Regions from separate parts of the Homo sapiens genome. Here region 2 is linked to region 1. Evidence: chromatin loops called from intact Hi-C (ENCODE). Cell type or tissue: HepG2. All regions are shown on one strand. Links, peaks and the distances in the headings refer to the core of each region. The heading gives the core; the rest is flanking DNA.

Evidence for each region. A loop is a pair of places that touch in the nucleus more often than their neighbours do. Peaks named below come from ENCODE experiments on the same cell type or tissue, not always from the same donor. Only the 100,000 strongest peaks of a DNase experiment are listed, where the experiment ranks them.
Region 2: it touches region 1 in a loop (18-fold over the local background); 9 of 110 quality-filtered maps call a loop at or near these places.

The regions. Positions count from the first base shown.
Region 1 is chr2:15,632,618-15,647,341 of GRCh38, reverse strand. No RefSeq gene overlaps it. Among named protein-coding and RNA genes, the nearest start is that of DDX1, 48 kb to the right of the region's middle. RefSeq lists a silencer at 11,331-11,531. In HepG2, for the core only: a CTCF peak has its summit at 9,852 (motif pointing left); DNase peaks (open chromatin) are centred at 6,951 and 9,871.
Region 2 is chr2:16,211,710-16,228,976 of GRCh38, reverse strand. No RefSeq gene overlaps it. Among named protein-coding and RNA genes, the nearest start is that of GACAT3, 170 kb to the right of the region's middle. RefSeq lists an enhancer at 12,581-13,082. In HepG2, for the core only: CTCF peaks have their summits at 7,600 and 10,130 (motif pointing right); a DNase peak (open chromatin) is centred at 10,136; H3K27me3 peaks cover 1,725 bases.

The DNA.
Region 1 (14,724 bases), core at 5,851-13,850:
GAGAATCACTTGAACCTGGGAGGGAGAGGTTGCAGTGAGCCAAGATCACGCCACTGCACTCCAGCCTGGGTGACAGAGTGAGACTCCATCTCAAAATAAATAAATAAGATAAAACCATTGTAGCCCTTTTTAAGTACAATTCCATGGCATTAAATACATTCACAGTGTTGTGCAACCATCACCACCGTCCATCTCCAGAACTTTTTTATCTTCCCACACAGAAACTCTGTACTCATTAAGCATCAAGTCCCCTTCCCCCCGTCCCCAGCCCCTGAAACTTCTATTCTACTTTCTAAGTTTGACCACAGTACCTGCTGTAACCAGAATCTGCAATATGTGTCCTTTTGTGTCTGTCTTATTTCACTTAGCACAATGTCCTCAAGGTTCGCCTGTGTTGTAGCCTGCCTCAGAATTTCAATCCCGTTTAAGACTGAATATTATTCCACTGTATCAATACACCACATTTTGTTTATCCATTCACCCATTAATGGACATGTGGGTTGTTTCCACCTTTTGGCTGTTGTGAAAAAAGTCGTGAACATCAGTAGACATGTGTCTGTCTGAGTCTCTGCTTTCAATTCATTTGGTTAGAGATCCAGAAATGGAATTGCTGAACACACACTGGAGTTTTAAAAAATAGTTACTGGCAGGGCGCGGTGGCTCACACCTGTAATCCCGGCACTTTGGGAGGCCGAGGCAGGAAGATCACTTGGTCTCAGGAGTTCGAGACCAGCCTGACCAATATGGTGAAACCCCTTCTCTACTAAAAATACAAATGTTAGCCCAGCGTGATGGCATGGGCCTGTAGTCCCAGCTACTCAGGAGGCTGAGGCAGGAGAATCGCTTGAACCTGGGAGGCGGAGGTTGCAGTGAGCCGAGATGGCACCACTGCACTCCAGCCTGGGTGACAGAGTGAGACTCTGTCTCAAAAAAAAAAAAAAAAAAAAAATTCAGAATGACTGAGTGAATGGCAGTTGAGTAGGGTCCAGATCAGAGTCTCAAATGCCATGTGTGAGCACGGGAGGGCCACTTGTCTCATGCTGTCTTATAAATACAGTCTGGTGACAACCACGTGAAGGCCAGAGCCCAGGATATGGAAATATGCAAAGGAGTTTCCAGTTGTGCTAGTCCCCTTGTCGACAACGCCTCATCGGCAGCCACTGTGACCCTGCTGAGCAGCACATGCAAAATGCACCTCAGAAAGGAGGTGAAGTGACGTTGCTGACAGTTCAAAGAGTGTCAAGCAATGGCCATTGTTCTTGAAAAGAAGGGCAAATTTCACTTTTCCTGTTTCTCTTGTGATGTTATGGAATTCAGACAAGCTTGTGGTTTTCAACCCCACACTCTGCACTACAGTTTCCAGCACAGATTGAGGATAGAGTCATTTATTCATTCAAAAATGATGTATCAAGTGTCTTTTTTTTTCTTTTTTGAGACAGGGTCTCACTCCGTCACCCAGGCTGAAGGGCAGTGGCATGATCACAGCTCACTTCAGCCTTGACTTCCCAGGCTCAGGTGATTCTCCCACCTCAGCCCTGCTGGGACTACAGGCGTGGGCAACCATGCTCCCACCCCCAGCTAATTTTTTGTAGAGATGGGTTTTCGCCACATTGCCCAGGCTGGTTGTCTACCTTCCTTGGCCTCCCAAAGGGCTAGGATTATAGGCATGAACCACTGCACCTGGCCCTCAAGTGTCTATATCACACCAGGAGTTGGCTGACCATGGCTGCCCTGGCAAATAACTCAGTTGAATCCAGGCAGGTCAGCCCCTACCACCAAGCCATGGGACTGCATGGGATCCAACAGTGTGATGCTGGGAGGTAGCAGTGGGTAGCAAGAGCATAAGCTTTGCAGTCAAAGAAACCAGGGATCCAGCCACCACTTGCCACTCAGCGCTGTGGATGCTGGTTATCTAACCTCTTTGAACCTTATCATCTTCATCTGTAAATGTCCACACCAATGCCTTCCATACCGACCAATATCTAGTAGCAGTGGATATGTGTTGTTTGGCCACCCAGTCTCCACACCCCTTTCCTCTGACCACAGCTCTCCAAATCCCTTTCAGGGACCATCTTCCAGCCTCATCTTTTTAGTTTCTAGTGGGGCTCCCAGCTCTACAGATGGAGTGAGCAGCTGGCCTAGGTCTGGCCAATCACGCACCAAATTCCCCCAGCCAGAGTGATTGGTCATGACTGGACAAATGATCCCATTCTTCAAACTGTCATAGTATATCCTGGGTCTTCTACGAGAGCAGCTCTCAGTTTTTGCTGGACTCAAAAGCTCTGAGCCTGAGACTTAGAATGAAGCCAACACAGAGAACAGAGGACTAGGGAATCCAGAAGGCAGAGAAACCAAGCTCCACTGTCACCATGTGACATCCTCGATTAAGGGCCATCGGAAGCCTGAGTCTGGGCTTCTCCATTATGTGAACAAATACATTTCCTTTTTTGCCTAAGACAGAGTTGAAGTTTCTGTCATTTGTAATCAGAAGGTCCCTAAATTGATGCAAATCAAAGTCTCTCATTTTCTCTTCATACCATCTTAGTGAAGCAGGAATTGCTCAGAGGGCCTTTCTGAGAATTTTTTTGTCATGGTGCATGCTAGCAAAGCGGATTACTTGACAAACACCTGCTTAATTATGCCAGCATTCCTATCTCTAGATACTAACATCTGCTCATCCTTCAAGGCTTATCATTGTCACCTCTACCTAGAAGCCTTCCCTGAACCCCCAGGCTGGGCCAGGAGCTCTGGGTCCTCTTTGCTCATTCCATCACTGCACTTGTGACTCTTACTTGTACCCTCTCTGCCATCTACTCCCATGCACTAGGGGGAAAGGGACCTGGTATTCACTTCTTCATTTATGTGTGCATGGCACCCAGTCCAGTGCTTTGCAAGCAGATTCCATGAAGAGTAACTGACTAATGAATGAATAAATTTGGTGAGAAAAATGCACATGCCTGGACATGAGATTCACATGACCCCATCATCACATATTTACATAATGTGTATGCTGCAGAGACATTTAGTTGCCTCCTCAACATCCAACTTTCCATTCTGGCTTAGACACAGAACTCCAATCTTCCCAGACTTAAAAAAAAAAAAAAAAAAAAAACCACCCTACATATTCTAGCCTCTCTTGAGGAGATGTGGCCCCAAGTTCTAGCTAATGAGCTGTATATAGAAGTTGTTGCATCAGACTTCTGGGAAGACTCTTTAAAAGGGAGACAACCAGAAAGGGAGCTCCTTTTTGGCTTTCTCTTTTTTTCTCTTTTCTGCTGTACTTAATGCAGATATGATGGCTTGTGCTCCAGCAGCAAGTGAGATCATGCGGCATCTCTGAGGATGGACGTCATGAGCTAAGCATGGAAAAGCGGAAAGCCAGAAGGAGCTGGGATATCTGATGATGAAGGGCTGACGTTACTAGCTCCTAGCTCCAGACTGCCTGCCTCTACACCTTCTTTTTTTTTTTGTTTATACCTTATCTGAAAACTCCCAAATACACTTTTTTATATCAAAAAGAAAATAAATCCTTTGTATTTGAGCCACCATATTTTGAGTGCATTGCTGTATGTAATTGAACCTAATCCTAACTGCTGTGTCACTAAATGCTATATTAATATTCACTGATAATATTTCTCTATTTTAATCATAAAATGAAATTTTTAAACCCAACATTTGGAACAGTGCATGCGTGCCAGATATTGTGGTGGCATACAGCGGGAGACACAGATACAGGGAAGGAGACATTTTACAACTGGTTAAAATACATGTACCAGTTCATCACTTTCTATGGGAAAAAATATTATTTTATTCATTTTATGATATGAAAATTAGAGATTGTTCATGTTAAAGTAGAATTCAAGCTTGTATTTCTTTATTTTTAATTCCAGCTCCACCCCCCATCATCATACTGCCTTAACAGCAGCGGGGAGGGCTGTGGGTGATCAGGGATTCCTCCCTGTCTTCCTGCCACAGAGCCTGAGTAGATCAAAAGGCCAAGAGCATGAGGAGACTTTGCTCCTTCAGAATCGCTCCTTGGCCCCCTGAAATGAATGACCAGCTTTAACAGACTTTTCCCCCCCAGCTCACATTCCCCATGGTTGGTGAGGCAGAAAATTCACAAGAACAAAGCTCTTGCCCTAGAAAGATCTTCTTTTCAATTTAGGGTCAATTCCACTTTGGGGACTTCCAGAAGAGTCACCTTTAAATTAAGAAAAGAGAAAAAGAAGCTGTTGCATATAAGCCAGGGAAAACCACACACGAATGTGAACAGCACCCGCGTTCCACCCAGCAGCACGGATTTTTTGTGGGAAACTTATACAGAGCCCCGTAAGCCTCCAAGGAGGTGAGAGTCGGGAGGCGGGGGACGGGCAGAAAGACGTTGGAGTCCAAGAAACTGGATTCATTTTTCTACCGGCTGTGAGTAGGGCAACTTCTAAGGGCCTCATCTTGTCCTTCTGGAAAATGGGCAAGCAGCCTGCACCCTGCTGTCCTCACGCAGCCATTGTGAGGCCAAGAAGAGATGGCATTTGGTGAAGGGTCTCTGTCCTCCCCTGCCCCCCAGGACAGCTGGCCATGTCACTCCAGCCTGAACATGTGGTGGCATCCTGCTCTAGAATCTACCTGGGCTCACCTTCTCCCAGCCTTTCAGGACATATTGACATGCACTTGGGTTAATGAAAGTCAACATTCTTTACATTTCACCCCTTGTGAAATATCAGGAAGCTAGGCTCCATGTGGTCTGGCTCAGCTGGGAAACCATCGCTGAACCCTTGTTCTATCGGTCTGCGGACACGATTCAGTGTCTTGAGCTCTGTGGGATCAGCTGTCCCTCTGAGCTGAGCCAGCCCTCCCGTGAGTGGTGTTCAGCCTCCGGGGCCCGGGACCGGGAACAAGGGCAGACCAGCCTGCAGTCTGCATCCAGCGGCCAGGTCAAGGTGATCGAGTTTCTCTCTCCAGTCACAAATTCCATCACCCCTGGCTCCAGGGTAATACACTCAATCTCAGGGCTTGAGCTATAACACGGTTCATTTCTGGGCCAAATCTCTGAAGCTGAAGGGTTTATTTTTAAGGACAAGCAGTTTGCTGTTTTCAGCTTTTCTCATCAGAAATAGTGCAATTCAGCTTGATCTGCATTGGAAGCATAATTTATCATCTCACACAGATGGTTGCTAAGGGTGGGGAGGAGGTTTACTTTTCATTTTACTTCAGCAAATATTTCCTGAGCCCCTACGTGTGCCAGGCACAGAGCAAAGCACTGGGGATGCACACATGAGTAAGACAAGCTCCTGATCCTTGACACACTCCTAGTCCAGGTGAGAGACAAAGCTACAACCCCAGATTTGACATTAGACAGTCCTGCTTTGGAATCTTGGCTCTGCCATTTGCTATTGGAGTCACCTTGGGAAAATTACCTCACCTCTTTCTAGCTAAAGGTTTGTCAGCTTTGTTGATCTTCTCAACATACCAACCTTTGGTTCTGTTGATTTTCTCAACTGTTTTTCTATTCTCTATTGCATTAATGTTTGCTCTAATCTTTATTATTTCCTTCCTTCTGCTTGCTTTGGGTTTAGTTTGTTCTTTTTTCTTTCCCCCAGTGCTTTAAGGCGGAAGGTTAGGTTATTGATTTGGGATCTTTCTTCCTTTGTAATATAGTCATGCATAGCTATACATTTCCCTCTAAGCACTGCTTTACCTACTCCCATAAGATTTCCTATGTTGTGTTTCCCTTTTCATTTATCTCAAAGTATTTCCTAATTTCCCTTGTGATTTCTTCTTTGACTTATTGGTTGTTTAGTAGTATGCTGTTGGTTTTCACATATTTGTAAATTTCCCAAAGTCCTTTCTGTTATTGACTTCTACACATAGGGTCTATCCTGGAGAATGTTCCATGTACACTTGGGAAGGATGTGTATTCTGCTGCTCGTGGGTGGTATGTTCTACAGATGTCTTTTAGGTCTAGTGAGTCCACAGTGTTGGTCACGTCTTCTGTTTTCTTATTGATCTTCCGTTTGGTTGTTCTATCCATTATTGAAAGCAGTGTATTGAAGTCTCCAAGTATTATTGTTCAATTGTTACCTCACCTCTTTGAATCTGTTTCCTTCAAGTAAAATAAATATTCCTGACTTGCAGAGGAGATGGAGTGCAAAGCCCTGAGGCACAGCCTGCCTGCCACCTGTGGATGTTGCTGCTGTGTCTCAGAAAGAATTGACAGAGTGTAGGACAGCAGTGGTGAGGAGATTTCCTTCTAAAGTAACCAGTTGTCCTGGGTTAAGCTAGTACTGCTTCAGCCTGAAAAACACAAACCCTGTTTAAAGAGAAAGACAAGGCTTAGAACCTGTCTACTTCTGTGGCCTAATTTTCAGGATGTGCAGATCTCCTGCCCAAAAAATACAAATTAACTAGCTGACAAATCGTAACTTCTCACCCTAATTATGCTAGCTGGTGTCTAAAATTCCTTCACAAAAGTTTCTCGTGATAATTTACCTGTCCATCCATCTAAACTTCCCTCCAACTCAACAAACATTTACCAAATCACCTTTTCTCAGCCAGATCTGCCTCAGGTACTGAGGATACTGAAACCAGACCTGTCCTAAACACCCTACTCTATCCAGAAAGAGACACTGAGGGAAATTTTATTATGTATTTGTTATTTATTATTTAAGCAGTCAAATAAAATATCGGAACATAAACGCTCTAATAAAAGAAGGAACAAAAGGTTTTGAGGATACAGAAGGGGGAAGTGACCTGCCTCATAAGAGCAAGAAGGGGGTAAAGATGGCTTCCCCAAAAAATGTTAACTGAAAAGAAGCTGCCAACAGTGGCTTGAGTTCCACAACCCTCTCTGCCCCTACCGATCTCCTCAGGTGGGAGGGGGCCCCGGGGAGGAAAAGGAGGAAAACAAGAGGATGTTACACAAAGTGAGTCATCCAGCCTCAAATAACCAAGAGCTGCAAAGGCAGAAAGTTCTTGACTTGGAAGTTTGCCAACTCCAATGCTGCAAAAATAACCGTGATGAATTCACATGTTTCTGTGCAAGTGTCGGTCCACCATAACACTGAATACTCAGCCATAGCAAACTGGAGCTTTGGGCCCATATGCTCAAAATCAGGCTCAGGCTTTGGTCAAGGTTTTCTTGAAGAAGCCAAAACCTGTATTTTCCCATTGAAAACCATCCTGGTCTTCTATCCTGTCCTGGATAGGACCATGGAATAATGATTCCTGCTCAGGGTTAAAAGTCATTAGGTGTTTTTCTGTTTTGGGTCTCAGTATCCACAGAGGAACTTTCATTTCTTCCAGGTTAAGTTGATAGACCCTCCCATTTTATGAAAAGCTAATCATAATATTTGTTGTACACCCACTGTGCACACTGTAGGGAGAGAAAAAGGACATCCAGAAACCCTTCACCGAAGCAGAATTTAACCCACCTGGAAACAGAGAGTGGGAAAAAAAGTCATACAGCAGTTTTTAAAAATTAAGAGCTGCAGGCTGGACACAGTGGCTCACACCTGTAATCCCAACACTTTGAGAGGCCAAGGCAGGAGAATCGCTTGAGCTCCCAGGAGTTTGAGACCAGCCTAGACAACATAGAGAGACCCTGTCTCTACCAAAAATTTTAAAAGTTAGTCTGGGTGTGGTGGCGTGCACCTGTAGTCCTAGCTACTTGGGAGGCTGAGGTGGGAGGGTCACTTGAGCCCAGGAAGTCCAGGCTGCAATAAGCCACGATCGCACCACTGCACTCCGGTCTGAGCAACAGAGTGAGACGCCATCTCAAAAAAAAAAGAAAAAGAAAAAGAAAAACGAAAAAATTTAAAAGCTGCATCATAAAGTATAAGGACGAGACAAAGGGTGATGTACTAGAGGCCTTCCTGGAGAGAGAGCAACAGAGCAGAAATACAGGCTCTGGGGCCTGAAAAACTCAACCTAGGGCCAGGCGTGGTGGTCCACACCTGTAATCCCAATACTTTGGGAAGCTGAGGAGGATGGATCGCCTGAGGTCAGGAGTTCGAGACCAGCCTGGCCAACACAGTGAAACCCCATCTCCACTAAAAATACAAAAAAGTTAGCTGGGCATGGTGGCACATGACTGTAATCCCAGCTACTCGGGAGGCTGAGGCAGGAGAATAGCTTGAACCCGGGAAGCGGAGGTTGCAGTGAGCCAAGATCATGCCATTGCACTTTAGCCTGGGCAACAAGAGCAAAACTCTGTCTCAAAAACAAACAAACAAACAGACAACAAAAAAAACCTCAACCTGGGGTACTTAGACTTCACTATTCTGGGCCTTGGATTCCTTATCTGCAAAAAATGATAGCATTGGCTCTTACATGAGGCAAAATACAAAATAGCTGGCTCATGGCTGGTATTCAAAAGCATGATGTTCTCATGCCCCCACAAGAGAGGTGGCAGTGACTCAGGTCCCTAAGGATGGGTGGAATTTTGACAGGCAAGAGAAGGCAGGACTTTGAGCAGCCTTCTTTGAGGCAGGTCTTTAAGCAGCAGGACTGAGCAGGGAGTAGTGGACAAGTGCCTGGATTCTAATTCTGGCTCCACTGCTTCCTAGTCACATGATCTTCAGCAAATCACTAATTTCTTGGTGCATCAGTTTCCTTATCTATGAAAATGGGAACACCAGTAAAATTTGTCTTCTGGGGTTGGTGTGAGGATTGAGTTAGGATGGGTAAACACTTAGAACAGTACCTGATATAGTGAAGGGTCATAAATTTTATCCATTGTTATATATGGAGGGGAATAAGGAGTCCAGATTTGATATGATTTGAGGAGTATGGGAAATAGGACTAGGAAGGTTGGGACTAGATTTTAGAGGGCCCTAAGTGCCCAAATTAGTCTGGACTTAAACACAATCAAGGCCCATCACAGGCTCTTGAATGGGGGTTGACATGGATTAATAACAACTCTTAAATGGTAAAGGCCAAATGGGCTCCTGTCATAGGTATAAATTATACCAGAAGAGGCTGCTCTTGAACAGTGACTAAGCCTTCTCCTGCTCCCACCCAAGAAGCTATTCTTTGGAGAAAAGCAGAAGGCAGAAGGACAGATCAGGTCTGGCTGTTTTTCCACTTAGTATCTCTTAATCCAAAATCCCAAATCTCCCTGTTTGGCTAGCAGGGACATTGTGGAAGACTATCACTTGGGGTGTCCAATCATCACTTATGGTTTTCAAATAAGTAGCCATGAGCTACTATTTGAAGTCATGAGGTTCATTATTTGGTCTGTCTAAGCCCACACATCCTGCCCTCACCCCCACCCAAACCCAACCCCAAGCAGGCAAAGTCAGTTGAAGACCATTCCACAAATCTCCAACATGCTCTTGAAGGGCAACGCCGTAATGCCTAGGATCCACTGTGTAAGTGGCAGAAAGACTAGCAGGCAGCAGTGACTTGTTGACATGATACTTCACCTGATTTCATTCAATCTGGGCTTTCAGAGACAGGCAGAATCAAAGGAAATGACTGAGAAAAAGCATTCCGAGTTCTGGAGATGTTAATGAGCATAGCAATTAGCATAAAGGCAATTTTGACATGTGTGGAAGTTCTTTGTACATAGAAGTCCCCAGTGCTGAGCCCAGGAGCAAGCTGGTGTGGTGGATGTGCAAGTGCTTTGTGACAGGAGAACACACTGGAGCACAAACTGCACGGGGCCAACTCACAGAAAAATAAAACCCTCATGCTCATTTCTTGGCCTTCAGGATCCAGAAAAAAAGACCACAGCCTCTGTCAAATGTAATGGGAAATAATTCCTTTGAATCTGTGATTTGCTCAGATGAAAAAAAAAGGGAGTCGGGTAATCCTTAAGTGACCCCAAGTGGTAAAAATACACCAGCACAGTGTTCTTTGTGGGTATTCCTGTGACACTGGCGCCACCTGGTGCACTCAACTGGGAAATAATGAATCACAACCCCATGAAGGCTGGCGTTGAGGGGCCCCATGCATTTGCGTTATTTTGTAAGTAAGTATTCTCTTGGTGCTGGGTTAACAACAGTGGGAAAATGAATAATAATTTATGGGCAGAAGCACACGATAGAGTTTATTACAACCAATAGAATTAACATCAATATTTTAAGTGAACAGAATTTTATGATATGGGTATAAGCAAGCCAATGTCTCCAAATTGCTAGCCTTTAAGAGCCAAACAAAATACCTCAAGCTTTCAGCCTGTGTGTCTGTAAGTTAGCCAATTCTCTCCCCAATGCACCTAAGGATTCTTGAGAATGCTTACAAAGCCTGATTGCCACTAAGCCTGATTGTCACTCTTCTGAGCTTTAGACTACTACTCCAGAGAAGTTGCTTGTCCCCTCTTACCATTAGGGACCAATTTCCCACAGAACAGGATCCTAATCAGTTCCCACACCCTGTTCCTAGCATTACTTTGTCTAAACACAGAAGAGCTTTCTCTTTCATACGCAAGTCATACTGACAGACCTACTTGCCGACCTAGGTAGCAAACATCTGAAGGTATTAAGAGAATCACAATGTAGAAAAGGAAAATCAAAACTCATTATCAAACAACATTGCTCCAATATTCAACTGACCCTGTCCCTACCGGCCTCTCCTCTCTCTCGACTCCTGTTCTGATCAGGATTTTCTATCTCAGAGTGTCTTCCCCGAGACTCTAATCCACCACAAAAAACTGGAAACCCTTCACACCCAATTATTGCCCTGCAGAGAAACATCCTCTGGCTGCCTCTTCAAAGTCCTACTTTGGCAGCAGCAAATATTTATCCTTAAATTGGGATTCAATTCAAGGAAACACAAAACTAGCAACCAATCACAGTCTTTTCTGGTGAACAGAATGAGTTACCCAGCTGGAGAACAAGATGTGAGGTAAAGTATTGGGTTAAACCAGTGATTTTTAGAGTATAAACTGGTCCTATCTAAAGCAATGGCAATGTTTTAAATAAAAACAAAGTAGCAACGTCTAAAACAGAGAAAAGGCCAAATGGGTTTTGAAAAATTGAAGCATCCTTAAAAAGACTTGCCTCAATCCCCAAAGTGACTATTTTGAAGGGAATTAAACTCACTTGGCTACAGGTGAGTAGCCTCTGAGTAGACTACGGGTGGTGAATAATCTTATCAGTTTCTTGAAAAATTACATATGTTACAATTTCTATCAAAGTGTTTCTCTACAATAATCCCCACTACATAATATTTCAACAAGGGCTCCAGCTTGAGTCTGACTATATGTAACCTTAAGACACATTGGCTTGGATGGGTGCAAAGGACACAAGGATTTGCAATAGGACCAAGAAACATCTAGGGTCAGACTCAGTTTAAGGCAGCTGCTCCCAAGCCTGGCAGCACATTAACATCACTGAGGCCATCTAGGCCCCACTCCAGAGCAATTAAATCAGAATTTCTGGAGGTGAAGTGCAGACACCGGTATTTTCTTTTAAAGTATCCTAGGGGACCTTAATGTGCAGCTGGGGTTAAGAACCACTAAGCTAAGGAAACAGAACTCAAGGTGGACATCTTGGGTCCAAAGGCAGTGAACTAGGAGACATGATTCTAACACAGCAAGCATCTGTCTTTCAGACGTCATTTTAGATCTTAACCAAATCCTCAAGTAAAAGATTGCAGTGAGAATAAAAGCTCTAAGAGTTGTTTCTCTGTAACAGTGTGTCTTGAATTGTGGTTCAAGGTCCATCTGCATGAACACAATTATTTCAGGAATTTGTTAAAATGCAGATTCCTGGTTCCCACCTTATATCTAATGATCTCTGCATGTGATTTAGCTCTAGAAGTCAGTAACTATTGTTGGGATCAAATCCAGGCCTACCTGATGACTTGTCTTTCAAATTCCCCTCAATACTTTTGACCAGAAAGAGTGGAATCCATCAGAAAAAAGTAGACATTTAAATGAGTTTAAATGAAAGGTAATGATTTAAAGCAGTAGAATGGAAAACAACTGCAAAAATTCCCTCTCCACTCCTCCCTCCAAAGGAATCCTCTATCAATTACTTTGGAGTAGCAAAATAGTATCCCTCCCTTTCCTTCCTGTTCCACTACATTTTTTCCCTTCTGACACATATTCCTTTTTCCTCCCAAATAAGGTCACTTAGAAAAAATGCCTGGTAGGACTTTAGAAACTGTCAACATCTATAGAGAAATGATAAAATTACTGCAAGAGAACCTATCAGGGACCTCATTTTATATTTATCTATACTTTTTTGATATTTTACAAATCTCATTCAAATTGAAATAGTGTGTCGTTCCCTTTTAAGTCAGAACAAGGAGAGGAATGTGATTAAATAGCTTTACCCATTTGGAATTGGCCAGGAACCAACATTTTTTTTTTTAATCTGGGCAGTTCCCAGTCATTGCCACATGCACTTCTACCTTTAAAGACAAAAATTAGGAAATCAAAAAAAAAAAAAAAAAGCCTGCACCTTATTTAAAACAAGTCTAGGTCCCTGTTTATCTGATGATGGTGGGACCAGGAGTGGGAGCCCATGGGAGGCAAGAAGTTGCATGTAAGATGTGAGACTACCTCTACTCACCAGCACTAATTCACACACCATATGAAGAGACATCAGGAAAGCATACTTTGAGCGCAACAAACTATACTTCAGTTTGTAAAATAAATTGTACAGACTTCTTCCTATATTGTTAGTGTTAACGTCAACCAGCTCAACTCTTTCAGAAAGCAATCTGATGACTCTGAAAAATGTTCATAACATTCAGGCTCTTTAATTCAATAACTCAATTTCTAGGAATCTAGTTTAAAATAATTCAAAAGACAGAAGATGTTCACTGCAGCATTCTGTGTAACACAAAAAATGTAACTACTATAAATACAGTACACATGCCTCCTCATCTACTAGACATTTTGCTGAATGCTTAACATGATCCTGAATAATGTGAATTTTCACCATTTTCATAAAGAAATCAAAGCTTAACGGACCTTGCCTTCTGTCATATTTATAGTGTGAGTTAGAGCCAGATTCAAATCCAAGACTAATATTATAAAGTTCACATCCTTTCCAACTCCCCTCAATGCACCTGAGCAGTAAGAGTGCAATGGTTACACAAACAATAGTACATTCAATGTATTATGTAGCCACTATAGTATTTATAAGAAAAATGCTTATGTTAAATAAAAATACAGAATCGTATATAGACCAAAACATTTACAGAAAAAAGAAATGAACCAAAATGTTAGCGATGACTTTCTCTGGAAGTGGGACTATAAATAAAAAGTAAGGAGGAGTGGGGATTACTCTAGTCTGAAATTTCCATGTAACTAACAGGAAAAGATATGCTAAGAATGAGGTATAAATTAGCCACACGTGGTGGTGCATGCCTGTAGTCACAGCTACTCAGGAGGCTGAAGTGGGAGGACAGCTTGAGGCCAGGAGGCAGGAATTGGGGTGAGCCGAGATTATGCCACTGCATTCCAGTCTGGGCAACAGAGTGAGACCCTGTCTCAAAAAACAAAACAACAACCAAAAAAATAAAATAAAATAAAAAAAGGAGGTGCAGAAATGTTTTAGCAATCTCATAACAAAGACCACTAGTTAGAACCCTTTAGAATCAATTCTCTTAAGGCAAATATCCTAAGGCAATAGCATTTGGTCCCTTTATTTGGTTTTCTATGCTCTCTTAAATGAAATATAACTTGTTGCACTTAAATGAGCCTGTCCTAGTAAGGGACTCAAATTAGCAATACAGTAAAGACATAAACCTGAGTTAGAGCAGAACACTTAAGTTTATTAAGATATGAAACAGCCTTTCCCCTAAACCACTTCAGTCACTATGAAAGTCAAGTTCTAGCAATCAAAGCTTGAAGGTAGCTTTGACGAGAATGAACAGTCAAAGACTAGATTGTGAGTAAGAAGGAATGCACCGAGGCTCCTAAGATCTCAGGCCATGTCTATCATGTGTTAAAGTTGGGGCAAGTCTTGACATTTCTGTTTACAGAGGTTCTAAGACTGACATATAACTACAGACACCAGATCTGTGAGTACATTTAAAAATTCCTGCACTAAAGAATGGACAAGTGGAAGCTTTGAATCACAAATACTATCATATGAAGGTTAATATTTAGCATTTTCTGGACTTTGAAGGGCCTCTAGTGTTTTATATATTAGTTGGGGTAGAGGCTAAAGTTCTGTAACAAAGAGCCCTAAACATGAGCAGCTCAGATAACATCAAGTTATTATAACAGGCAGTTCGGAGAGGGTGGGCAGCTCTCTTTCCCAAGGCCACCAGGTTCCTCTGCCTTGTTCTGCCACTCCCCAAGTATTACACTTTTCTAATGGTGGCAATAGGCTCACTAATACCACATCCAAGTTCTAGCCTGAGAGAAGAGGGACAGGGTGGGCAGGACAAGGCCCGGAAGTTGTACACATCACTTTGACTCGTACCCCGTTGACCAGAACCTGGGAAAGGCAATCCCGAAGGAGGCAGGCAATTAGCATCCCTCAGGCCCAGTGACCACATCTTAACCCGACTTTTAACAGTTACTTGCATTCTTGGCATTAATACGATGGCCTGAAGGAATCAGCATCTGGAAGCAAGACTGAGAATAAAGGAAAGAATTAATGGTGATATGAGCAGGAAAAAAGAGCAAGTCAGGTCTCCAAACAACTCCTCGGCTAGTCTGGTTACATGTGGCTTCTTCCTTTGAAAACTCTTGTTCCCTGGGTAATTCCAGTTGGTCAGTAAGTAATTAAAGAGGAAAAAAACATCTCCACCATTGCTGAGCTC
Region 2 (17,267 bases), core at 5,161-13,160, 580 kb before region 1:
GGAGAAAGTAGTGTATGCAAAAGCATGGAGGTGGAAAAATGTTTCAGCAGGAACAACCAGTCAGATGTATCTGGGATACAGTCCTCAAAAGCAAAGACTGCGTCGTATTTATCTACCTTTTTGTCTCCAGAACCTATCGTCTAATAAATCCTCAATGATGACTGATTGATTGTATGAACGAATGAATGGAAGAAAAGTAATAGGAATAAGTTTGGGATGGTTGTACTTCGCTAGGTGGAGTGCCTGTCTATCACATGCATACGAGAGGATGCAGAAGAGCTTGACAGGTCTTGAATGCTGGACTAAAAAGCCAGGCTGGATCCGTAGGTAATGGGAGCCACTGAAGATTTCTTTCCAGCAAAGAGACTGTTAAGATGTTAGGATACCTGGAGTGGACAAAGTCAATCAGCCAGTATGCAAGACACAGAAGGGAGAAAACTGACAGTGGAGCGGGGGGTGGGGCGGGGGGGCTTTTTTTACTCTTAGGCTGAAGAATTTTAAAGTATTTCTCACAAACATGCTGTGATAATAAAATGAAAACGATGTACAAAGAGAGGATTTAAAGATTTCATTAGCGGCTACAAAAATTGTTTACCTCGGATACCAAACGTGGCTCTACCTTTTACGTTCTGCCTCAGAAAGTGTGTTGTGGTACATCCGGATTTCTTGAACCGGAAGTTATCGGGCTCAAGTGCTGGTAAGGGAGGAGAACAACATGGGGTGGGGTGGGGTGGGGTGGGGTGGGGCGGGGCGGGGCGGGGTCCCAGGAAGGAGGACTGTCAGTGAGGCAGGAACTGAGAGGTGCTGGCGTGTCCCATACCTCTCTCACCTTCAGAACTCCCTGAGGCCTCATGTTCTTTCTGTCTGTCATCAGAGGCTGAGCAGTACAGCAGTTGAGAGAAGAGGCTCAGGAACCAGGTGACCCGCGTACAAATCTTGGCTCCACCACTTAACTGCATGAGTTTGGAAAAGTTTCTTGTCACCCATTGGCGTCAGGGATCCTGCTTGTGCACTGAAGTCGTGACTGCCCCCAGCTCTGTGTTCAGGGACCTCCCATGGGAAGCTGGTACTCGAGTGTGGTAGGAGTGTGGACACCACAGAAAGTGGCAAATGCTGCAATGCTCAGAGCTGGTTTTTTTATATTTTTCCAGAGAGCAATTGTTAACACGGACAGCTCACCACTGTTTATACATACGTTTGCCATCATTAAAGCAGGAATATAAGAATAACAATAATACAGACCTCATGAGGTTATTAGAATCATTAAATTAGCTGATGTGAATCAAATGCTTAGAACAGTGCCTGCCGCATAGTTGGCACTCAATAAATATTACCCGCGATTATCCCAGGTTTTTGCATAGGTGTCTGTGTTCTGGAAAACAGAGAAGGACTGATGCATGTCTCTTAAAGGAGCTGGCTGTTCATCTCCACCTCACCAACCAGCACACAGCCCAATGCCCAGGCGCAGGAAGTGTGGGCCCAATTGAAATCATCCCCCAAAGGAGGTGAATTTGAGAAGAACCAACGTCCCCTGCAGGGATCAGCATTAGCATTAGGGGACCTTGCTCCTTTAATTAACAAACCAGGCGTAACTTTTACTACGCAGCCTGTCCTCTCCTGCCTCTCCTTCTTTCTTTTAACTCCAGTTCTTTAACAAATCCCTCTTTTCAGGAATGGGAAGCTGATCTGTTTGGGGACGTGCCAGTGAAGCGGTGTGCGTTGGCACCACCAGCGGCTGTCATTCTCAGGAGACAATGGGATTGGAGCGCCAAGGGGGAGAGTTCTCCATGCAGAATTTCCCTGCTTAATCCGCTCTTGTGCGCTGGCACCAAGTCAACAAAGGAAAGGAACCAAATTACCCGGGCGGCTTTGGCAGGCTGCACCACTGTCAGCGGGCCAGAAGTTAATTCCCTCATCTTCCCCCGTGCCACCAACTCAGGGGGCAGGTCTGGCCAGGCTGGCTTTCTGTGTAAGGCTGTCAGGTGGCGTGAAGGGGAAAGAACAGGCGGGCAGAGGGTGGTCCAATCGCCGGTGCAGCTTCACAGACAGACGGACGGACAGATGTCCTGTAGCAGCCCTGCCCCTCTCCCTGCCCCCAAAGCCTCAATACCGGGTTCTGTCTGATGCACCAGGGGAAGGAGGAGGAGGGTACCTGATGCGCAGCGTCTACAGTCCCCATATAAAAATGGGGAGTGGACCTTAACTTCAGTGGAGACAGGGCATAGGGACCTCAAATAGAGCAATTGGCAGTTCAACCTGGCACCAAGATGGGCTGTCATGGGGGTAATGGTACCCCATCACTGGGGAAGAGGGGGGACTGGCACCTGGGCTGCCCACCATGAAACACTCCTTCTCCACCACAGTTTGGGTGGGGAAAAGGGTCAGGGAGTGAGTATTTAGTGAGCCTGCTCGGTGCACCAACCCACTTAATATGCTTCATCTCCTGGGACCCTCACAGAGGTCCTGTCAGGCCTGTGACATTAGCCTCACCTAACAGATGTGGAAGCTGAGGTTCAAGAGTGAGCAACTTAGCCAGGGGCCTGGACCAGCCATTTGAACCCCGTTCTGCCCGAGCACAGGGCTGAGTCTATTTCAGAGACTGAAATACCACAGCAGAATTTCCAACATTAATAACCATACAATAAAAATTATTTTGTGTAATATTGCACTATAGGTCTACATACACAAAAGTTTACTGAAATGATGTGCGCCTTGCAGTGTGCAATGCACTTCATTTTCTATTCTATTGTATACTCCTCTATTTATTTTTTTAATTTAATTTTGTTGGGGATGGAGTCTCACTCTGTCTCCCAGGCTAGAGTGCAATGGCACAATTTCAGCTCACTGCAACCTCTGCCTCCTGGGTTCAGGTGATTCTCCTGCCTCAGCCTCCTGAGTAGCTAGGATTACAGGTGCCAGACACCAAGCCTGGTTAATTTTTGTATTTTTAGTAGAGACGGGGTTTCACCTTTTTGCCCAGGCTGGTCTCGAACTCCTGACCTCAAGTGATCCACCTGCCTTGGCCTCCCAAAGTGCTGGGATTGCAGGTGTGAGCCACCACGCCTGGTCACTCCTCTATATTTTTAAACGCAGAGGTTAATATATCAAATTGACATCAGGACCCACTAATGAGTTACACCCATAGTTGGAAAAACACTATGCTACCAGCCCAGGATATATCCTCTATGGAGGGATACTCTCCCAGCCAGCACTGCAGCCTGGCCCTCTTCTGGCAGGCAGGGTGAGGGCACTCACTTTAATGTAACTGGGTGGCCACTTGTAGGGCTATATCTAATATCTGAGCCTTGGTAGTGCCTACAAGCCCTTTCCTTCCCTTTCGCCTGACTTCTCGGGCCCACATGGAGTCCTCCAGCTTCCTCTGATGCTCCTGTCCCCATCAATCCTGCTTTCAGGAAGGATTTGCTGTTCTGTGTGCTCCCCACACATACACCCCTCCAGGGACACTGCCTGCCCCAGATCACTCATGGGGATCTAGAGGTATGTTGTTTGGGGAGCTACCATGTACCCGCCTTAGTCCTGCTTTAATTCTGAACACCAGGCTGTGGCTTGCTGGTAACTGCCCGGGGTAAGTGGAGTGGCACAGGCAAGTTCAAAGGGGCCCCTTTGCATAGACTCCCCTGACAGATAGCCTAGGGGACGCCATTAAGGTAGAAGGTAGAGCAGGTGCTGACATGCAGCCACCCTGGGTGAAGGAGGATGAGGCTAACTGGACCCCCAGGGAGATCAGCTGGGACCGCACCATCCCCAGAAGTGTGGATCCACCCAAGGGCCACGTGGATCCTCAAGGAGTGAGGAGTAGACCTGAGCCACGTGGGCTTCCAGCAGTTCCCTAGTTGCTGTGATCTGGAGAAGGTATTACAGGCTTACAGGTGTGCATTTCTACAGGGGCCAAGGGCAGGGCCAAGGGTCTTGGCAGAAGAGCTCAGCTTCAAGAAAAGGTCAGCCAGGACTTGCTTCAGAGCCCTGCCATAAGAAAGGCCCCCCGGCTGCCTGAAGGATCCCCTGGGAACTCTGCCATCGGTCAGAGCCTCCCATTCACCACCCCAGCACCAAAGACACAAAACCCAGGTGCATTCCTCTCAGAACAGAAGCTACGCTGTGCAGGGCAAGCCCTGAGGCTCTGCCACTCTGGTTGTGTGAGCCTGGGTGAGTCGGCTTTGCCCTTTGAGCCTGTCTCCTCATCTTTTAAATGAGGAGGTTAAATTGATCCCTGTCACTTTAGGATGGGATTAGCACACAGATGCTTTATAAACCCTTGCTTACTATTCGAGCAATTTAAGGCGAGGCTAATACAGAGCAGTGACTGGATAGCAGACATTGTGCTGATTCTCCTTCAATCCCCATAACCGCCATTAATATTCGGATGTGATTGAAGCCCAGAGAGGTAGATGATTCGCCCAGGTCATCAAGCCAACAGCAGCAGGGTGGGACGTAAACCCAGGAGGCTCAGCTCCAGAGCCACAGCCTCTCCCTGCTGTGCGGCTCTGCCTCTGGGCAGCTGTCTGTCTGCACTAGTCACCCTGCCTTATAGCTCTGGTTTCTGTGTCTGTCTCCTTCCCTGGACTCTAAATATCTTAAGGACAATGTCTTATTCATCTTCAAAGGAAGGAGCAGTCGGAGTCGAGCAGTGCATGGCACGTAAGAGGAGCCACCAGCATTTGCTAAATGCCACTGAATTCTTGATGTGCCACTGAATGGTTCATTCAAAAGGAATAATTTTGCCCAGAGATATGAAATATCTTACCAATTTCCCTGCTTTTCTGGAATTTGCTGCTCCCTGAAGAGGTCTCTGTCATTCCTCAGGGACGGGGCTCCTCAACAGGGCCACCATGGAATTCCAGTTTTGTGGACACGTTCTCAAGGAACCTGAGCTGATGCAGCCACACCACTCCACCCCACAGAGTCCTAGTCTCCCCTCTGCCTGTCAGAAAACAGCCTTCCCTGCCTAGCACATTTGCCTTTCAGAAGCCTTCTGGGAGCAGCTCAGCCCACTCAGACCTCCCCTCTGTTGGAGCCCAGAGCCCTTAATGTCCGTGACTCACTGGGTGAGGACTGCCCTTGCCTGGCACCTCTGCAAGACAGCATGCCCTCCTAGGAGGGACTGCCCTGCCAGGATAGACTGTGGACTGTGGACTGTGGACTGTGATGGAGCGTGACCTGCACAGGCCCCAGATATCTGGACCATCCCGCCCCATGGAGATGTCACATCTGGAGTCTGCCTCCAGATTTTCACTCTCATTCCCTTCCATGGCCTCTGTCGTCCCCAGCAGGATGACGGGCTCACCCTCTGTTCAGACATCAGGCCTCGTCTCTTCCCCAGGGACTGCTCTGACAATTCCTCCCCCAGACACAAACCTTCTTTCAGCAGCGCTGAGACTCTAAGCCCCTCTCCCCTTCAGCCAAGAGCCATTGTATCAGCTGTGATTTATGTAAAGGCTTTTGTTGGACTCCTGGTTTTGACAGTCTCTGTGTTTTCGAATGGTAATAATTACGGGGCCTTTCATCCTTTATTTACGGGATTGCTCTGGGGGCAGAGAGGCCTGGTGTTGGGGGAGGGAGGCTGGGGAGGGCAGACTCGTTTTCTGAGCCTCAGAAGCAAAGGAGTAGGGGTCCTTTGGAAGTTATAAATAGCAGTTCCCAAGAATAAAGAAGTCACCTCTCCAGGCTAAGGGAGCTCACAGAGGACAAAGGATGCCGAGAGCTGGGAACACCAGGCTTCTTCAAGACTGACAGGGCTAAACGGGAGTTTCCAGGGCCCGGCCTCTTGTTTTCAAGAAGCTGATTTTTGTCTGAACTCAAGTCTCTGGCTGAGGTGAAGGGAAGCAACTTAATTTCCATCGGCTAGCCAGTTGTGAGTCTCTTCTTCCATCACGATCTCTGATTGTTAGGAAGGGCTTCCTAAAATCGAGTGGAAGCCAACCTCTCATCCGGGTGCTCATCCAAGGCCCAGATGCTCCTCAATGTTTCCCAGCCTCCCTTGCAGCTGGGATGGGTTGTGTGGCTGGTTCTGGATAATGGGATGGGTGGAAGTGACACGTGCCACTTCCAGGTCTGGCTTAACATCATCCCATGTGTTTCTCCAGCTATCTCTTCCCTTCACTGGGAAGGGAGGAAGCCATTTCTGATGGCAATGCTTAAAGCAACATGACTGAGGCTAACTGCATGACCATCGCCCAACTTTAACATGAGCAACAAATGAACCTGCTTTGTGCTTAGCCAGCAGGATTTCAGGGTTTATTCATTCCTGCAGCAGAGCTAGTCCTGTCTGATTAGCCCCAGCTATTGTTCTGAGGTTCCTGGACACATAGATGACTAAGACTGGCTTCTGCCCTCAATGGGCTCACAGTCTGACAGAAGAGACAGTCACATGACTTAGTAGTCCAGAGGCTGCCATTGCCAGAGGCCAGGACCGTACCGGCACAGAGTAGGGTCCTTACCTGACTTGGAGGGCCCAGGGGTGCTTCCTGGAAAGAGGCAGCATGTGGAATGCCTTGGGGAATGGTGCAGGTCTTGGCCAGCAGAGCAGAACTGGGGAAGATTTTGGGCAGGGGAACAGCACAGAAAAGGCAGGAAGGGGAGATGCACCAGTGTCATGGAAGATGCTGTTCACTGCTCAGTGTTGGTCCTCCCTAGAGCAGGGTTAAATCCAGTCTCAACTGCCCACAGGCTTTATCGAGAGAAGAAACAGCTACCCTCCCTACCATGATCAGAGCAGGCTTTTGTGGGGAGCTAGAGTTTAGATTACAAGGAGGACGTCGATCATAGGAAAGATGTGCATCACAGGTTGGATGTGGATCACAAGGAGGATGTGGATCATGGGGAGCATGTGAATCATGGGGTAAATGTGGGTCACAGGGAGGATGTAGATCACGGGGAGGATGTGGATCATGGGGAAGATGTGGATCATAGGGAAGATGTGGATCATGGGGTGGATGTGGATCACAGGGAGGATATGGATCATGGGGAGAATGTGGATCATCGGATTGATGTGGACCATGGGATGGACATGGGGAATAGGGTGGATGTGGATCACGGGGTGGACTTGGATCACAGGGAGGATGTGGATCATAGGGAGGATGTGGATCATGGGGAAGATGTAAATCATTGGGTGGATGTGGATCACGAGGTGGATATGGATCACGGGGAGAATGTGGATCATGGGGAGGATGTGGATCTTGGGGTGGACATGGATCACGGGGTGGATGTGGATCACGGATTGGACATGGGGCACAGGGAGGAGGTGGAGCATGGAGAGGATGTGGATCATGGAATAGATGTGGATCACTGGTGATTGTGGATCATGGGGAGGATGTGGATCATGGGGAGGATGTTGAGCAAAACATGGATGTAGGTCACAGGGACAACATGGACCACAGGATGGGCAAGGATCATGGAGAGGAGATGGATCACAGGGAGGATGTGGATCATGGGGCTGTGAGGACCACAGGGTGCGTGAGGGTCTCAGGGTAGGCATGGATTTTGGGAAGAATGTGCAGCACAGGGAGGAAGTGGGTCTCAGCAAGGGCCTGAGAGCCCCTCCTGGTGACGGACAATGGGCCCTGAGGGCCTCTGCTGGTGGTGAACTATGAGGTGGCTCCAGGAAACTGACTTTTGCTAACATGGGTTTCAGGACCTCGTTCAGGAAGTCTAATGATAAAACAAATCATTCGATGCACCTAAGGATCAGAGACTACGGCTTTTCATCCTAACCCCAGCCTTGTGCTCTTTTTTCTTCTTTACCTAGGAAAGCCGGTGCAGATTTACAAAAGAGCATGAGGCTGGAAGAAAGCCAGACCTGGATGAAGCTCCCAGCTGTGGCCGGCGTGAGCTCTTTAGCTTCTGAAGTCACTTAGCATCTTGTTTGGAGCCTTCAAGTCCTCTCTGTGAAATGGGGCCGATAAACTCTACCTTAAAAGTTTGTTGGCCAGACACAGTGGCTCACACCTGTAATCCCAGCACTTTGGGAGGCTGAGACAGGAAGATTGTTTCATCCCAGGAGTTTGAAACCAGCTTGGGCAACATAGTGAGACTCCATCTCTTCAAAAAATAAAAAAATTAGCTGGCCGGGCGCGGTGGCTCACACCTGTAATCCCAGCACTTTGGGAGGCCAAGGCCGGTGGATCACGAGGTCAGGAGAATGAGACCAGCCTGGCTAACACGGTGAAACCCCGTTTCTACTAAGAATACAAAAAAAATTAGCCGGGCGTGGTGGCAGGCACCTGTAGTCCCAGCTACTCAGGAGGCTGAGGCAGGAGAACGGCATGAACCCAGGAGGCGAAGCTTGCAGTGAGCCGAGATCGCACCACTGCACTCCAGCCTGGGCGACACAGCGAGACTCCGTCTCAAAAAAAACAAAAAAGAAAAAAAAAATTAGCTGAGTATGGTGGCACAAACCTGTAGTCCCACCTACTCAGGAGGCTGAGGTGGGAGGATAACTTGAGCCTGGGAGATCAAGGCTGCAGGGAGCTGTGATGGCACCACTGCACTCCATTCTGGGTGACAGGGCAAGACCTCGTCTCAAAAAAAAAATAAAAATGGAAAAAGAAGAAAGTCTGCTGCAAGCCACCCTGCATCCTGTCAGGCAGTGACAGGCTTAGCACAGTACCTGGCAGGCGGGATCCTCAACATTTGTTGGTCACTATTATTACTGTCATCTTTGTTATTATTTATTTTATTTTATTTTTATTTTTGAGACAGAGTCTTGCTCTGTCACCCAGGCTGGAGCACAGTGTTGCAATCTCAGCTCACTGCAACCTCCACCTCCTGGGTTCAAGCAATTCTCCTGCCTCAGCCTCCCAAGTAGCTGGGACTACAGGTGCCAGTCACCACGCCTGGCTAATTTTTTTTTTTTTTTTTTTTTTTTGTATTTTTAGTAGAGACAGGGTTTCAGTATGTGTGCCAGGCTGGTCTTGAACTCCTGACCTCACGATCTGCCCGCCCCGGCCTCCCAAAGTGCTGGGATTACAGGCATGAACCACCACACCCAGCCATCTTTGTTATTATTGAGCACCTAACTCACAGGGCTGATACGAAATACCCATAAGAGAAAAGGGCTTATCTGGAAAGTGTTATCTAAAGATGCAGTCTTAGCCCATAGATGCCCCCACCAGCAGGCCAGTTGGCACCTGGGTACTGGGCAAGCCCCACAGACCCATGGCCCTCCTGGGCGGTGGTTGAGTTACAGAAGACAGGCAGCAAAGACACTGCGGCCTAGGGGCATGACTCCCGGTGAAAGCACAAGTGATGCTTGTCGGGACATTAACAAGCTGCTGCTTGTTCTGTGTAGCGGGCATTGAGCCTCTGGACAGGGAAGAGAAGGCAGTGCCCATGACTTGCCATGCCCTGAACTTAGATGATCTCGTTTACTCCTCACAACAAACCTGTGAGAAAGTGTCAGTATCCCCATCTTACCAATGGGGAAGCTTAGGCCCAGAGAGGGCAAGCAATTTGCTCACAATCACACAGCTGGTATGGATTTAAACTCCCACCTTAGCCTTAGCGTGCCTCCAGGACCCCTGCAATTCCCTCTTACCCTGAACATGGTCCTGGGGGACCCCATCTTAGCATGTGCAAAACCGAACAGGGTGAGAGCCCTGCCACACTTGACCTTGCATTTAGTAATAACAATGAGGGGGGAGGGAGAAGGGGGGAGGGGGAGGAACAGAAGGAGGAGGGAGAACATTACCAACATTTAGCACTCACCGGTCCTGGTACTTGCTCAGGACTTTAATTGAGCAAGTAAAGGACCCATCCCCGCACCACCACCACCCCAAGAGGATCTTGGGTCTGAGGAGCTGACCGATCCCCTCATTCAATCCTCACAGCCCTACCGAGAAGCACTCTCATTATCCCTCCCGTACAGGTGAGGAAACAGAGGCTCAGAGACGTTAAGTAACTTTCCCCAGATTTAGCATCTAGCTGAGGAGCAAAGCTGGATTTGAGCCAATGTCTGCCTGACACTACAGAGCTCCAGCTTTTATCCACTCCTACCTCTGAACTGCCTAAGGAAAAGGCCAAATGCACCAGTATACTCTAGAGAGAAAACTTGATGGGGGCAAATCAGGGAAGACTAGTAAATGTATGGCAGGAGGACAGCCTGAAGAGGGCGCAGGGCTCCCCGAGGTTCCCTGCTGGCTGGGCTGCTGGTGAATAGATGGAGAAAGCTGTGGGCCAATATGGCCTAGACGAATCCAGGGACTCTGGAGAAAGCCCTAGGCCACTTCAGATCCTTTATATACCCACTGAGTTCCTCACACAAGCACCATGAATTACAACTCTGTGAAGTGCAAGTTGTGACTATTCCATGTTAAAGATGAGGACCAGAATTACTTAAATGACTTACTCAAGGTCAGGCAGAGATAGTTGCTCTCTCTCCTCTGTTCCCAAAGCTCCTTGTGTACATTTCTATCATTCTTTTCTTTTCTTTTCTTTTTTCTTTCTTTTTTTTTTTTGAATCAGAATCTCAGCTCTGTCACCCAGGCTGGAGTGCAGTGGCACCCTCACTGCAGCCTCGAACTCCTGCCTCAGACTCCCAAGTAGCTGGGACTACAGGCATGTGCCACCATGCTTGGCTGATTTTTTAAATTTTTTTTGTAGAGATGGGCGTCTGGTTTTGTTGCCCAGGATGGTCTCAAACTGCTAGCCTCAAGCCATCCTCCCACCTCAGCCTCCCAAGTCACTGAGATTACGGGCATGAGTCACTGCACCTGCCTGGTTTCATACTTTTTTTTTCTTTTTTTTTGACATGGAGTTTTGCTCTTGTTGCCCAGGCTGGAGTGCAATGGGGCGATCTCGGCTCACTGCAACCTCTGCCTCCCAGGTTCAAGCAATTCTCCTGTCTCAGCCTCCCGAGTAGCTGGGATTACAGGCACATGCCTCCAAGCCTGGCTAATTTTTGTATTTTTAGCAGAGACGGGGTTTCATCATATTGGTTGGTCTCGAACTCCTGACCTCAGGTGATCTGCCTGCTTCGGCCTCCCAAAGTGCTGGGACTACAGGCATGAACCACCGCCTGGCCCTGGTTTCATACTTCGTTGTCTGTTTTCTCTAGAAGACTGTGAGCCCCTCAAGAAGGAGGCCAGTATCTTTGTCATCGCTGAGTTCTCACCTCTGAACACAACGCTAGAAACATAGTAGATAAGTAAATGAAGGAATGGAGTGAAAATTGAACTCTGATCCTCCCTCTTCTGTCCTCCCTCCCTCCCCTTGACCAAGGTATCAAACATGCAGGTTTCACTCCCAGAAGAATTACTGCTTTCGTGGTACAGGCACCACTGTTAATAAAAGGTATCTAGTGTTCAGGAGAGTTCTGCCTTCTCGTTTTACATGTGGGGCAACGGGGACTTGGAGAGAGGAAAGGAGTTGCTCAAAAGCTAGTGGTCCAGCTGGATTATGGAGACATCTCTGACCCTGCCACACTACTTGTGTGACCCTGTATCAATGGCCTACCTTCTCTGTGTCTTGGTAGCTCCCCCTATAAAATGGGCTCGACCTTCCTCACTGCAGCAGTAGGGAAGTGTCATTGAGGTCCTTTTGGAGCAGAACCATGCCGATTTCCTGGAGTCAGCTAACTCTGGGCAGAGCCCACCCTTCTGGGTCCCAGGGACTCCATCTGTGTGTATTACCCTCATTTCTCTTTGGCACTGAGAAGCTGGGACTGTCTCAGGGCATGGAGGCCTCTGAGCTCCTTGGTAGAAGAAAGATGAAGCATGCCCAGCTCTCCTGGTGTATTTCTTTCCTTGAAATTCAAATAATGCTATTTCCCCCCCTCCTTTTCCTCCAAGGTGACTTGGTGATTGGACTGTGGATATGGATTTTCTATGATGTTTAAGATTTACCATAAAAATCTACATGAATTGGAGATACTATTATTAGACTAAAAGCAAAGAGGCTCATTTCTTTCTGTCAGAGGGAGCGAGATCAGAGGCTTTTCTGCTCTCTAGGTTAAAAGGTACACCTTCCCAGAAAGATGAGAGCCAGTGACGGTTCCAACAAACGTGTCCTATGAATTTACTAAAAAACAAATTATCCATCTTGAAGGAATGAAGGGATCATTTGAATGCACTCCTGCTTCTGAGGCTGGAGAAATTTTTCCTGCCTCGTGTCTGTGCACCGTCGTCTCTGATGGGGCAGCCTCTGTCTGTGAGATCAGAATTAATTAAACTGTGCTTAGTTCACGCTTTTCGTGCCGTTAGAGTCGGAGAGCTGTTTGAAATAGGATTCCTGCTGATGAATGGGTCTGTACAATTATCGGTGACAATATGGTGCATACCCTGAGTCCTGGGCTGAGCGTGGAGGCCCTTCCCGGCAGGGAGGTGAGCCAGGCTTTGGGACAGAAACCTGTGTTCTCCCCAAAGACGGCATGGTTATTTTCTAAAAGACAAGCCCTTTTATGATTTTTCTTTTAATAGCAGGAAAGATGGCTGCAGCTCTCTGTTGGTAGGAAAGACGGTGAGTGCGGTGTTCTGAGAGCCAGCCTTGTAGTCACACCGACCTGGGCTCAGATCCTGCCTTTCTAAGTATAGAGCTATGAGCTGCCTCACAGCATTTCTGAGCCTCAGTTTCCTTTTCTGTAAAATGATAATGGCACCCACGGTGCAGATTGGCCCTAGGACCAGTCATTATCGGGGAGGGGAGGCATCCAGCACCATGGCCGAGGATTAGAGGGTGCTCAGTCAGGTCTCCATTGCGTATTTTGACATCTCTAATTTGAAGTTGCCGAGGTTTGAGTGTGGCTGCCCCATGACATCAGACTGCAGAAGCAGTTCTGAAAACTCCCTTCCTGCTTAATGAATGAAGACAGATTCTAACAGCTGGGGCCAGACAAAGGAACATGTGTCAGGCTCCGGAAGCTAGTCTCCAAAAGCACCCAGGGAGCAGGGAGGAATCTGGGTGAAGGGCAGGGCGGAGTGGCCAGACTGCGTGGGCCTACGCCGCTGCTTCCGCTTCCCAGAATTCCTAGGCCTGCATCAGTTCTGCCCGATTCCGCCTTCTTCCAGAGCAGTTATGAGCCCAAACAGAAGAATCTACAAGCCTTCTTTTATAAGCAGAGAAAGAGACTCCTAGCTTCATGAACAGCTTTCTTCACATGACTCTCCATCACTGGAAGGGGTGATAGCACCGCTTCAGATATTCCACTCGGAGACGGTCAACTCTTGATCCTACAATCACACTTAGCAATACAGCAAGGATGTTCAAAATATCAATATGGAAGAGAATAATAGCTTTCTCAGAAACTATTGCTTGTGATATCCAAAAGACGATTAAAGATGTATAAAATGCCCACGCCTCTTCAACAGAGAAAATCGGAAATTCAAACCAGCAATATCAGAATACCCTGCCAGGTACTTAAGGCACACAAGAATTGTCCTCACTTACTAGCTGTATGTTTATGAAAAAAAAAATAACTTAGCTTCTCTGAGTTGTAGTTCTCACATCTCTAAAATGAGCCCTTGTGAGGATAAAATGCAAATAAATACAGTTATGTATCAGTTGACTATGGGGATACATTCTGAAATATGCATCCTTAGGCAATTTTATCATTGTGCAAATATCATGGAATATACTTACACAAACCTAGATGGTAAATATCATTGCTACACACCTAAACTATATGGCATAGCCATTGTTCCTAGGCCACAAACCTGTGCAACATGCAACTATATTGAATACTGTAGGCAATCATAACACAATGCTAAATATTGTGTGTATCTAAATGTGTCTAAATATAGAAAAGGTAAAGTTGAAATACGGTGTGATAATCTTATGGTACCACTGTCATATAGTCGGACCACTGTGGACCAAAACAACGCTATGTACTGCATGGCTGTATGTAAAATGACCAGCACTCTCTGCTGGATACAGCCTTCTTTAAATGTGCTCCTGGTGACGGAATTCACCTTTGCCATCAATGACAAACACTTGTAGCATTTATGAATTGGAGGTTTACAATTCTGTTATGTAAAGTCTAACCAAGCAAAAGAGATTTGTAGAGGCAGCAAGAGGGGCAGTAAAGAATGGTAGACATGGCGTCCACCTAACAACTCCACATGGACTCTTGGTCCAGTGAATTTTTGAAGAGGGGGATGCATCTTAAGCATCTATTTTTTGTGGAATCAATATAAGTGGCACAATTTGTTCACCAAGATAGACAAAGGTATATAAAGATGTTGCTGGTTTTGTTTGTTTTTCTGTCTGGACAAGTGTCTAGGCAAGACATGCTCCCTACTTTGCCACAAAATGAAAATGTGGGGCCCCTTGTTCAAAAAGAAAGAACTTCAAGACAGTAACAAGAAAGCATTAAGGAAAATACGGTTCTCTTCTCCAAGGACAAGGCCTTTGTGAGCTTAGGGCCCTGGGACATCACTGGTTTACTGGTTTACTTTTATAAAGCCAGTCCTGAGTGTGGGACTTGGAGGAGGTGACAGTGCTGTAAGGAGAAAAAAAAACCTGCTGAGAGGCCATCTCTGAACCACTCAGTCCAGAGAAGTGTGGTCACATCACCCAAAGTCACCATCTTAATCAAACTTACCACTCTTGGACATGCTATAATATTTATTTGTTTACTGACTATACTCTAGAATGTAAAAGACTTTGATGCCTTATACAGCATGGCATAATACATTACATGTATAGGTGTACCTAACATATAATAGGTGCTCAATAAACTTTTGTCGCATGATAATGTAAAAGCAAAGATCAAGCCTGGAACATTTCATCTAGTGCAGGTTGCTAGCACCTCTTTGGGTTTCTGATGCTGATGTTCTCTGACAGAGCAATGAATAGCAGGTAGAAAGTATACCAGTTTGGGAAATGGGAAAACCTCATTTGAAAACCTCAAGGTGAAAAGATGCAACCTACAGACACAAGCCACAGTTGAGGTTTTCCCATTTCCCAAACTGAGTGAGTCACAATCTCACTTCATTCTATTTCTCCGAATACTGTATCTGTGCTGGTACCATGTCTAATCAAAATTAGATTTTCTCTGAGTCACAAAGACCTGAAAAATAGCACCTGAAAAAAATAGACATTAATCTGCTCAGGGGAACTATAAACAGTAAAACAATAGACATTAAAATCAAAAGGATGATCCATAAAATAAAAATTGACAAATTGGACTTCATCAAAGATAAAAACTTTTGCTCTGCAAGCCAGGTGTGGTGGCTCACGCCTGTAATCCCAAAGGCGAGGTGGGTGGATCACTTGAGGCCAGGAGTTCAAGACCAGCCTGGCCAACAGGGTGAAACCCTGCCTCTACTAAAAATACAAAAATTAGCCAGGTGTGGTGGTGCATGCTTGTAGTCCCAGCTACTTGGGCAGCTGAGGCACAAGAACCGCTTGAACCTTGGAGGCAGAGGTTGCAGTGAGCCAAGATCGTGCCACTGTACTCCAGGGTGGGAAACAGAGAGACACCTATCTCAAAAAAATGAAATAAAATAAAATAATAACAACAAAAAAACACACAAAAGTTTTGCTCTGTGACAGAAACTATTACAAAAATGAAAGGCAAGTAATAGACTGGGAGAAAATATTTTTAAATCATGTATCTAACAAATGATTTGTATTTAGACTATATAAAAAATTCTCAAAACTCAAAGTAAGAAAACAATCTAATTTTAAAATGCGCAAAAGAGCTAAACAGACATTTCACTAAAGATATATGGATGGCAAATAAGCACATGAAAAGATAATCTTCATTATTAGCCACAAGGGAAATGCAAATTAAAACCACGATGAGGTAACATACATACCCACTAGAATGGATAAAATGCAAAATTCTGACAATATCAAAACCGATGAGGAGGCAAAGCAAATGGTTCTCTCATTCATTGCCAGTTGGGGTGTAAAATGATACAGGCACTCTGGAAAACAGTTTCACAGTTTCTTATAAAGTTAAACATACACTTACCATGTGAACCAACAGTCCCATTCCTGGGTACTTACCCTAGAGAAATAAAAATGCAAATTCAGGCAAAAGTCTTTGAATGTCTCTAGTAGCTCTATTTATAATTGCCAAAAACTGTAAACAATTCAAATGTCCTTCAACATTTGAATGGAAAAACAAACTGTTGTACATCCCTGCAATGGAATACTACTCAGGAATGAAAGGAGCAAGCTATTGATTGACACAGCAACATGTATGAATGTTAAATGTTAATTTTGCTGAGTGAAAGCAGCCGGTCTCAAAAGTTATATAGTATATGATTCCATTTCTATTACATTCTCAAAATGACAAACCTATACTGGTGGAGAACAGAATAGTAGTAAGTTATTTTGAAAATAAAATTTAAAATAAAATATAAATATAAAAGTTTACTTTTCTCCTGATATGGTTTGGCTGTGCCCCACCAAATCTCATCTTGAATTGTAGTTCCCATAATCCCTAGGTATTGTGGGAGGGGCCCAGTCGAGGTAATTGAATCATGGGGGCAGTTACCCCTATGCTGCTCTTCTTGTGATATAGTGAGTTCTCATGAGATCTAGCAGTTTTATGAGGGGCTTTACCCCCTTTTGCTCGGCATTTCTCCTTGCTGCCGCCATGTGAAGAAGGACGTGTTTGCTTCCCCTTCCATCGTAATTGTAAGTTTCTTAAGGCCTCCCCAGTCGTGCTGAACTATAAATCAATTAAACCTCTTTCCTCTATAAATTACCTGGTCTCAAATATGTCTTTATTAGGAGCATGAGGACAGACTAAAGCATCTCCCATATGAAAGAAGTCCAGGTATAAGTATCTGAGCCGAGTATAGAGGTAACACAATCATCAAGTAGATAGATTTTCTCAGTTATCCACCTTCACCATCTCTAAGAAATGGCCCTGCAGAGGCTCAGAACTCAATACCCCAAAATATGGCACATTGGCAATTGAGAAAAGCGCAGAAGCAAGGTCACTCTGCCCTTCTCCAGCCTTTCTCCCCTGAAGTATAGTTATAAAGAAATTCTCTGAAGTACCTCCCCTAAAAGTAGGGCATACCTCCCCTTATTCTAGAGGGGTTTTGCCCAACATCCAGAGGCAAATAATGTCATACAAAGACACAGGAAAGGTCTAAACAAACAGGCCTTGCTGAAGTTTACCCAGTTTATTACCATTAGGTTATTCCTTTTTCTGTCCAATCATGTTTCTCCATAACTATACATTTCTTTCATCAGACTTATCATAAAATTACCCAGTTTTCCCTGGGTCTTTGAGTCCTCATTCCTGAAGATTCCTATGTCACTTAAAACTTTAGTTAAATAAATTTGTTATGCTT